2 separate regions of the Homo sapiens genome follow, and region 2 is linked to region 1. A link is a loop called in an ENCODE intact Hi-C map of the cell type or tissue named here. Cell type or tissue: MCF 10A. All regions are shown on one strand.

What was found. A loop is a pair of places that touch in the nucleus more often than their neighbours do. Peaks named below come from ENCODE experiments on the same cell type or tissue, not always from the same donor. Only the 100,000 strongest peaks of a DNase experiment are listed, where the experiment ranks them.
Region 2: a loop joins it to region 1, with 6 times the contacts of the local background. A loop is called at or near these places in 4 of 110 quality-filtered maps.

The regions. Positions count from the first base shown.
Region 1 is chr7:3,399,746-3,404,745 of GRCh38, reverse strand. All of the region lies in intron 1 of SDK1 (sidekick cell adhesion molecule 1), which reads right to left. It overlaps LOC124901577 (a long non-coding RNA gene), which reads right to left. Exons shown (of 2, transcript XR_007060196.1): 1 at 1-5,000. Among named protein-coding and RNA genes, the nearest start is that of SDK1-AS1, 50 kb to the right of the region's middle. RefSeq lists an enhancer at 4,441-5,000. In MCF 10A, no CTCF peak of the experiment used is centred here; no DNase peak of the experiment used is centred here.
Region 2 is chr7:3,894,524-3,899,523 of GRCh38, reverse strand. The region is part of intron 5 of SDK1 (sidekick cell adhesion molecule 1); the gene reads right to left. Among named protein-coding and RNA genes, the nearest start is that of SDK1-AS1, 540 kb to the right of the region's middle. In MCF 10A, a CTCF peak has its summit at 1,885 (motif pointing right); a DNase peak (open chromatin) is centred at 1,893.

The DNA of each region.
Region 1 (5,000 bases):
CATATTGTACTACTGGACAGTACTGGACCATTTACCAAGGCTGCAGTTGTTCAAGCTCTGAAGTAATTGACTTCAGTCATGCAAAAAGACTGATAAGAATCAACTGGCTTTCAGCCCAGAGAAGCTTTCCAAACCAGTTTGGAAGTATTTAATGATTTTAAACATGTCAAAACTTTTTACTGAATATTCTTTCACAACAAAAATAATGTCAAGCCTAAGGGCAGACTAACAAGTTGTTTAGATGACAAAAGAAGTCAACAGTCACTATTAATAATAATACTGCAGATTCTCTGTTCTGAGAGTAAATTAACTTGTTTATCAACCATGGCAGAAAATAATAAAACATACAAAAAAGAGGTAAATTATTACAAATCAGTGATAACAATGACAAAGCCATACACCGGAAGAAATCTACTGTTTGCAGCTATTAATATAAGTTATTTAAATATACACAGAAACATATATAGGCACACCTTGTCTTACTGCACTTAGCTTTCTTGTGCTTCACAGATATTATGTTTTTCAAATTGAGGGCTTTAATTTGTAAAATTACAAATTTTGGAGGTTTGTGGCAGCCCATGTCCAGCAAGTCTATTGATGCCATTTTTCCAATAGCATCAGCTCACTTCACGTCTCTGTGCAGGCATTTTTTAGAAAATGTTTAATTAAGGTATGTACTCTTGTTAGCCATAATGCTATTGCTCACTTAACAGACTACAAAATAGCATAAACACAACTTTTATATGCACTGGGAAACCACAAAATTTGTGTGATTCACTTTATTGCAATGGTCTGGACCCTAACCTGCAATATCTCCAAGGTATGCCTGTATATGGAATAAATAAATATATATATAATATAAATAAATATATATATTATATATATATATATATATATATATATATATATATATATATATATGTAAGATATTTCAAATCCCTGTAATGCAGCTTGGAAACAGAGTACCCCAGTATCCAGTCAGACGCACAGTGCCCTCACTCTTTCAGAAGAGCACACAAGTGAGCAACCAGCATGGAAATAGACTATTCTCTTAGGTAGTAACTACTGTACCATTTTACATCAAAAAGCTGATAGGATACTGAGTCTCCATATCTTATTGTATTTGTGCTCTCTTTACTCTTTACTCAGATATCTAGATATTACCTGTCATCTTTCTCATAGGTGCAAATAAACTTTTATTTACCAAAGTCATTAAGCTGCTAAATAATCCCTCTTTCGGTTAGAACAAAAAGACCTGTTTTTCATGGTATTTATGAGTCAGCATCACAAATCAAACAAAAAACACCATCAAATAGTCAAAACGTTCAAATAACCTTAAATGAGCAATAATAACTAACAATTCTCCAAAATTCATTTCCCACCATTTGAAAGAAGCAACCATTCATCACTTTAATGATGTAAATGGGTAAAATGAAATGAAATTACAAAATTTTAAATTACAGGAATCTTAGAGATCTTCTAATAAGTAAGCTCATAAGAAACAGAAGTATAGGTCAGGCATGGTGACTCACACCTGTAATCCCAACACTTTGGGAGGCTAAGGCGGGCAGATCACCTGAGGTCAGGAGTTCAAGACCAGCCTGATCAACACGGAGAAACCCTGTTTCTACTAAAAATACAAAATTAGCTGGGTGTGGTGGCATGCAGCTGTAATCCCAGCTACTGGGAAGGCTGAGGCAGGAGAATCACTTGAACCCGGGAGGCAGAGGTTGCAGTGAGCCGAGATAGCACCACTGCACTCCAGAGTGAAACTCTGTCTCAAAAAAAGAAAGAAAGAAAGAAACAGAGGAATAGAAATGTTTCATCTAATTCATAATAAGCCAAAGTTTGCATAATTAAATCTGTATCAATCAGAAGCTATCACATTTATATAAGTGCAAAATAATCTTTACATTCCACATAGCTATAATGCAATCTACTGTTGAGTGTAGAATAAAGTTTATATTAACTAATAGACTCAAAAATATTGCAACTTAAACACATTGGTTTCCATTTTTAAGCTACACAAATAACTAAGGGAAAACTGCAATCAAGAAGAAAAACAACTTTTTGATTTAAACACCTCAAAAATGGCCCAGATGAAAAAAAGCAACAACAAAACTGAACTACTTGAAATTCTCTGCCTTTCACAATGCACATTCTTATTTCACTTGGGAAATTTAATTGTGCTTTGTGTATGACCTTTAAAGCATTGTTGTCACAGCTTGATAACATTCAAATAATTTCAATAAAACACCTACCACAGATGGGAAGTCATAAAATCATAATAGAAATACTCAAACTTTATAATAGTATTTAGGAGAACTTTATTTTCTAAAACTTGGTCTTTGCCTCTTCAGAAATAAACATTGTGCTTCCGAGTGAATTTCTTGGGCAGACACAATAAAAACTACTGAAGTACCTCCTCCATTACTCTCTGAATAGCCAAGCTTCACCATCCTTTATAACAGATATCATTCATTCTCCAGTCTTCATTAAAGCCTTTCCTAAGAATCTCAATTAGATTTTATATATATCCTCCACATATCCTACTGAGTGCAGGATACTGAGCCACATGAAGCTTTCTCAAGTTCTTTTTGCATTTATTTTCCGCATATTATTTTCTGTGACATTGCTCTATCTGTGAGTCACATAAAAGCTAAACCTCAGAAACCAGATTGAGTTCCATGAGGACAGGATCCAGTTTTGTGCTTCTTTTATATCTCCCACAATAGCTAGCTCAAGGTACATATTCAGCAGGTGTTCTTACCTCCTAATCGACAGATGCAGTAAAGACAGCTACACACATACGTAAGAACATGATATAAACTCCTAGCAAACGCCATGCACTGGTCTTCAAATCCAGATAGTTAAATAGTGATAACATTTAATAACTAGGCATTTATACAAATGCCATTTGTGCTCATTTTGGCCAAGATTCAGATGTTAACAGTTTAAGTATTTGAAAAATTAAGGGGTAATTCATACATTCTAATACTAGTAGATACAAAATTATTACACATCAGTAGCATTATCTCCATAATAAAAAAAAAAAATAAGGCTCAGAGAAGTAATGTAACTGCCCAAAGTGCAAGTAAGAAGTAAATCTGGAAGTCAAACTTGGGTCTTCCCATCCAGTGAACTACGGCTGGCTCAGTATATTGTGGCCACAGCCTCTTCAAGACTCACCTGGGCCATGAGTGGTCTTGTTATTTTCCCCCAGCAAACCATAAAATTATGAAGTCCTATGGGTTCCATACATGGAATAGTTTGGCAAGTACCATTTGACTCTACAGATGCTCTCTCTCAAAAAGTCTTTGAATAAAATATATTACCCAGTGGTGACACTGCCATTTTCAAGGCCCCATAATGCTCTTGTCACACAGTAAACAGGAAAATTGTAATTGTTTAAACTTCCAAGTTATCAGTTACCTTTCCATTCTGATCCTGCCTCCATGATATTATGCTCAACTCATCTTGATTGGAATTCTGTGTATTCCCCCAAATCTTGTCATGTGATTATTCTAGAAGACCTCTTGAATGCTCGTGTAAGTGGCTGACATCATCAAGTATGGATTTTAGTAAGTGAAGCGTGATCTGTATATTTTTCAGACTCACAATGACAGCTCCCTATGTATCTTCTAAATCCATCAGGACACATTACGGAGCTGAGGGCTATGAGGCTGCGGATGGCAGCAGGGACCCACGCAGAGGCAGTATTAGATGACTACTCATCTCGAACTGGCACTGGCTGCTGTCCCTTCCCTTCTCATCATCACTGTCCTGTCCTGACACTGGAGTTCGGCCAGCTGAGGCAGACCTACACGAGACTGGGTAGAGATAAGCTCCATAAGCAATTCCTCTGGCCGTAAGAATGGCTTTGAAAACTGAGGTTGAAGCTCCTTTATAAAGCTCTGTTGCATAATAGATTCCTCATCTCATGTGTTAACATGAAGGCAAACACAACCATAAAATGTTTTTGCCTGTGTATATATTTTTAATTACGCCATAAGAATCCATGAACCCACCAACTACAAAATAAAACTGGACCTTAATTATGACACATATATTTCTAGGTAACCCCCACTCCCATCCTTTGGTCTGCCACCATCTGAGGTAACCACTATCCAGAATCCTGTACTTTACTTTTTATAGTTTTATGTTTATCTATTTTTGTGTAATACAAATACTGTGTATATTTTTATGTATTTATAAGTACATACGTTCTTTTCATTGTTTCTAAGTTGATAAAATGGGTAAAGGCTGTATGTAACCTTCAGGGACTTACTTTTTCACTTGTTATAAAAATTCATCCATTCGAAGTTGGGGGCACTCTCAGAATGGTGGAGTGAAGATCTGTGGAAACGCTCCCATGCATAAAAACAATGAAAATGCTGCCACAATTTTCAAAATCAACTTTTTTGAAAATTCTGAAAATTAACCAAAGCTGTACAACAATCTAAAGCATTATCTTAGGAAAGCTGCTGAATCTTGGCTAGAAAGGCTTGGTTCATGGCATTTTAACTTGGTCTACTCCATCCCTCTCTCCTAAGCTCCATTCACAGTAGGCTAAGAACCAGCAGCCTCCCTAACAATGTGAAAATGTGTAGTCCTGTAGCCACCAGAGGGAGCAGACCCAGTTCAGACTTCCCCAAAAGCGCCCTCTCTGGAGCACTGTCACTGTCTGACCTGCTTCACAGCTCTCAGGGAAGCCCCATTCACAAGGCATTATCATTACTTGATGTCATGCAGAGCTCACCAAGCAGGAGAAGCCCTCTACCCTAGGGCATTTGTCAAAAACAATCAGCTGCAATTGATTAACACCACAGCTATTAAGTCGGCCATACCAGTTGGGCAGCCAAGAGTCCAGCCAAAAATTTAAATGGGAGACCTGTGAAATGAGATGTCCACAGTGGGTATCTGGAACTCCACACACATGTACCGGGCCATATACAAGCCGAGGAAAGAGCCATACACAACACATATACAGAGCCCCTCAC
Region 2 (5,000 bases), 490 kb before region 1:
CTCATTAGTCTTCCCACCAATGCTGTAGGGCAGCCACACTGCTCCCCCTTCCTAGACAAGGAAGCTGATGCCGAGAGAAAATGAGTGATTATCCTGTAAGTTGCATCTCACGTGGTAGACATAGGATTTAAATGGGCCTTTTGGCTACAAAGTTCTGCTCTCAAACAGACTTTAGCCTGTAGATGATGGGGAGATATGAAAGAACTCCAAGCCAAGGAGGGGCAAGGACAGATGTGTCATGGAAAAAGTGGAAGTGTTAAAGCGCAATATTTCTGTAGGGAGACTGAGGGTGATACATACTCATATATTAAGAAGAGCATGGAGGTTCCTCAACAGCAGATCAGGGAGGGTGAACAACTTTGCTTTCCAAAGACAATTCTCACACATTGTTTCACTTAAAGTCACCAGTAAGACTGACAGGATCACAGGAAATATGATATTTTAGTAAATTTCTCATGACTTAAATGGAAACCAAAAGGAGGCCTAAAATTGAGCTGATACGATAATAAAATGAGGTAGATATGGACTGTTTCACCTTACTATAGAATTGGGAAACCATTAACTTAGAATTTATGATAATTTGTTTACAAATTAGGCTAAAAATACATTTATTTAAAGGTAAAATATTTCCTTAAACTGATTAACAACATAAGATGTTACAGATGAATTTAGCCTAGTAAAGAATGAACTTCTTGGCACTTAAAAATGAAACAATCACCATCTATTTATTAAAACACGTTCCCAACGAGCTCTAATTACTAAGACTTAGTTTGGCAATCAAGGATGACACAAGGGGCGTGACATAATAAAACCAAAATTCTATTAATAAGTTAGTAATTCAAACTTTTTGTTAATTCGGATGACTCATTTTCATCAGTGAGAATTCCTGAGATGCTGCTCTTTTGTTGCAGTTATTTCCTTAAGGACAACAGGATGTAAAACACAAAAGACAAATGATAAAATTGGAAAAATATTTGCAATGTACCGAGTCTAAAACCAATCAGAAAAGGGCAAAGTGCATGAAAAGTGAGTAATTTTCATTGTTCCATTTTAATGATGACTTGTATTTATCATTTTCTGTATATCACTGTAAAGTTTAAAAAAGCTAGTTAGAATCTTTGGGAAAAGAGGTCTGAATGGCATCATGATGTGACATTGTACCGGACAGCAGGCTTGTCCCATGTCTGCGCTTTTTGCTCTAGTGGTTCTGTAACCTAGAAAATCTTTGCACCTGTTGGAAACCCCAACTGTGCCCGACTCTCAGGTTTCAGGTCAACTGTCGGCCCTACAATGAAGACTTTCCAGATTCTCCCTAACCAAAAATAACCTCTGTCACTGAGTAATTAAAGCACCGTATCTGCACTTCTGTTCTTCTATTCAGGCCACTTCAACTCAGGTTACATTCATGGATGTTCACATCTTCTCTCTGCCCCTGGAATATGAGTTGCTTCATGCTAATACCGTAGCACCTCAGTCATGTTGATTGGGGTGTGTGTGCACACGGCGGCTTCCTGGGTCAGTGTACTGTGCACACATGGAAGGAAAGGAGGGCAAGAAATGGAATAAGAGCAGAAAAGGAAAGGAGAAGAAAAGAGTGAGAGAAAAGAAAGAGCAAAGAGAAGAGTAAAAGATGAGAGAAAAGATAAGAAAAGGGAAATTTAAGAAAAGAAAAAAGGAAAGGAATATGGAAAGAAAGGGGATTTGATCAAAGTTCCCAAATTAACTATAACCATTTATTTCATCTTCTTCCCATTATAACACACACACACACACACACAGCTGTAAAAACAAGTTGAACTACATGGTGAGATGACTATCATTGCATTTAAATAATTTTAACAAAGTTGTTGAACATTAAGAAGAACGTGGCAAATGGGAGCACTGTTCATAACAGCCACAAGGGGGAGCAGCCCAAGTGTCCGTCACATGAAAGGAAAGACATAATATGGTCTATACATATAAGGTCATATTATTTTACCTTAAAAAAGAAGGAAATTCCAACACATACTACAATATGGATAGCCTCAAAGACATTATGCTGAGATAAGTCACACACAAAAGGGCAGACACTGTGTGTCTCCACTTATATGAGGCCTCTAGAGTAGTAGAATTCAAGGAGACAGGAAGTACAATGGTGGGTGCCAGGGGCTGGGGAAGGGGAGAATGAGAATCATTGTTTGATGGGGAAAGAGCTTCCAGTTGAGCAAGCTGGAAATGTTCTGGAAATGCATGATGGTGATGAGTGTGCAGAAATGTTAATGTGCATAATACTTCTTACTGAACGGGAGACTTAAAATGGAGAAGATGCTAAATTTTATGTTATGTATTGATATGGTTTGGCTCTGGTCCCCTCCCAAATGTCATCTCAAGTTGTAATCCCCATGTGTTGTGGCAGTGGCCTAGTGGGAGGTGATTGAATTAAGGGGTGAATTTCCCTCTTGCTGCTTTCATGATAGAATTCTCACGAAATCTGGTTGTTTGGTAAGTGTGCAGTTCTTCCCCTCTGCTCTCTCTCTCCTGATGCCATGTAAGACATGCCTTCTTCCCCTTCACCCTTCTGCCATGATTGTAACTTTCCTGAGGCCTCCCCAGCCATGCAGGACTGTGAGTCAATTCTACCTCTTCTCTTTATAAATTACCCAGTCTCAGGTAGTTATTTATAGCAGTGTGAAAACAAACTAATACATGTATATTTTGCTACAATTAAGTTTTTTTAAGTAGGTGAAGAGGACTTTTGCTTTCAGCCATGATACAGTAACAGGAATCAGATTTATTCCCCCACCTTAAACAGCTTGAAAACCAGACAAAATATGTGAAGCAGCGATTTCTGACACTGGACCACCGGCAGCACGGGACAGTGATTCCTGGGTGAAGGAAAACAAAAGAGTGTCCAGCTCGCTGCCTTGAAAGAGTTCCCAATCCAGGCTGAGGGAAGCCAGACAGATCCCAGTGGGCTTGCTGAGTTAACAAGCCAGAGTTTAGAGTCTGCGGAGGCCCAGGAGGCTAAAGCTAGTGGAGAAAAATGCCACAGAAGAGGCAGCTGTGGCAGACAGAGCTTCAGGGTCTTTTGCTGAGTGTTGATCTGTGCATACAGGTAAGGAAACTACCAAGGCCAGGAAATAACAGGAGGAGGCAACATAATCCTGACAGCCCACACAAGGCCAGGAAGAGGGTGTGCTCCTACCAGCGCTCATGCATAGGGCACTGGGTGGAATTTAAACCATCAGGCCAGCACTTCAAGAAGTATTAAGGACATGCCTTCAGGGAGAAGGAAGATGCCAAACCAAAAGCTGAATGTACACAGGGGATAAAGAACAGCAGAAATGGTCAATATGTGAGTAAATATATAAACATTTCGTTTTTCATTTTTTAAAATGTCTTTAAAACTTAGAAAATCAGTAAACAGAAGACTTGAACGGGACTATCAACCAGCTTGACCTAATTGATATTTACAGAACACTCCACCCAACAACAGCAAAATACAAATTCTTTTTAAGTGCACACAGAACATATGCCAAGATATTCTGGGCCATAAAACAAATCTCAATAAATTTAAAAGGATTGAAATCATGCAGAGTATGTTTTCTGGCCACCGCAGAATTAAATCAGAAATCAGTAACAGAAAGTTATCTGGAAAATCGCCAAAGAGTTAGAACTTAACAACACACTTATAAATAATCCATGGGTGAAAGGAGAAAATGCAAAGGGAATTAGAAGATATTTTGTCATGAAAGAAAATGAAGACCCAACATAAAAATGGGGAGATGAGCCTAAAGCAGTGCCTGGGGATACTGATGGCATCAAGCACTTACACTAGAAAAGAAGAAAGGTCTGACTTCAGGGATCTAAGTATCCACTTTACGCAACTTGAAAAGAAGAGGAAGAAGAAGAAGCCTCAGGACAGCGGAGTGGAAAGAGAAAGGGGGCATGGGTCCTTCCGTGAGTTGCTTCTTGTCTTCCTCATCACTGCTTCGTGGTCACGAGATGGCTACACTGTCTCCAGCTTTACATCCATGTTCCAGAAGAAGGGATAGTGGTCAAATGTGGCTAGCCACATTTCCCCCTTTTTATTCTAAACAGAAAACATCCTTGGAAGCCCTACTTAGCAGACGTCCACTACATGTTGATTGGCTAGAGCTTTGATACATGGATGTCTGGCTGGAAGTGACTAGGGAATGGGCCCTGAGGCAGCCAGACTCTAATGTGTTTCTATAAAGATGAAAGCACCAATAAGCTATGAATGGTCATACAAAAGTAAGGGTTTAACATCCTCAGGCTCCAATAAATAAATATAAGAATGATTTATTACAGTGATGATGAGATGACTCTATGGGTACCAAGCCCCTTAATTACTACTTATGATTTCTTTCTTGAACTGCAATGATATCCTCCATGCCTGGTGAATATTTTGTGCTATTCTTCTTACCCTATAATAGAAACTTTTACCATATTGAGTAAAAGCAACAATATTTTTAGAGGAATGAATCAGTAAAATGTACATTAGAGACACGCTGGTAATCAAGAGTTAGGAAATGAGAGTCTTGGCAGGGCTCAGTGGCTCACACCTGTAATCCCAGCACTTCAGGAGGCCAAAGCAGGCAGATCACCTGAGGTCAGGAGTTGGCCGACATGGTGAAACCCCTTCTCTACTAAAAGACACAAAAAATTAGCCAGGCATGGTGGCACGTGCCACCAGCTACTCGGGAGGCTGAAGTACAAATCGCTTAAACTTGGGAGGCAGAGGTTGCAGTGAACCGAGATTGCATCACTGCACTCCAACCGGGGGGACAGAGTGAGACTCCGTCTCAAAAAAAAAAAAAAAAAAGAAAAAATAGTATTACTCTGCTTTAGTTTCAATACACACCTGGTGTATAGTGAAGCACATGTATCTTCTGTGGATCTGATGCCCTGATGTTGTAGCTCTCCAGGAATATGCACTGGGCGAGACCCCGGAGCATCTCTGGGCTGCAAACTGAGGCTCAGGGTTCCTTTCAGTGGCT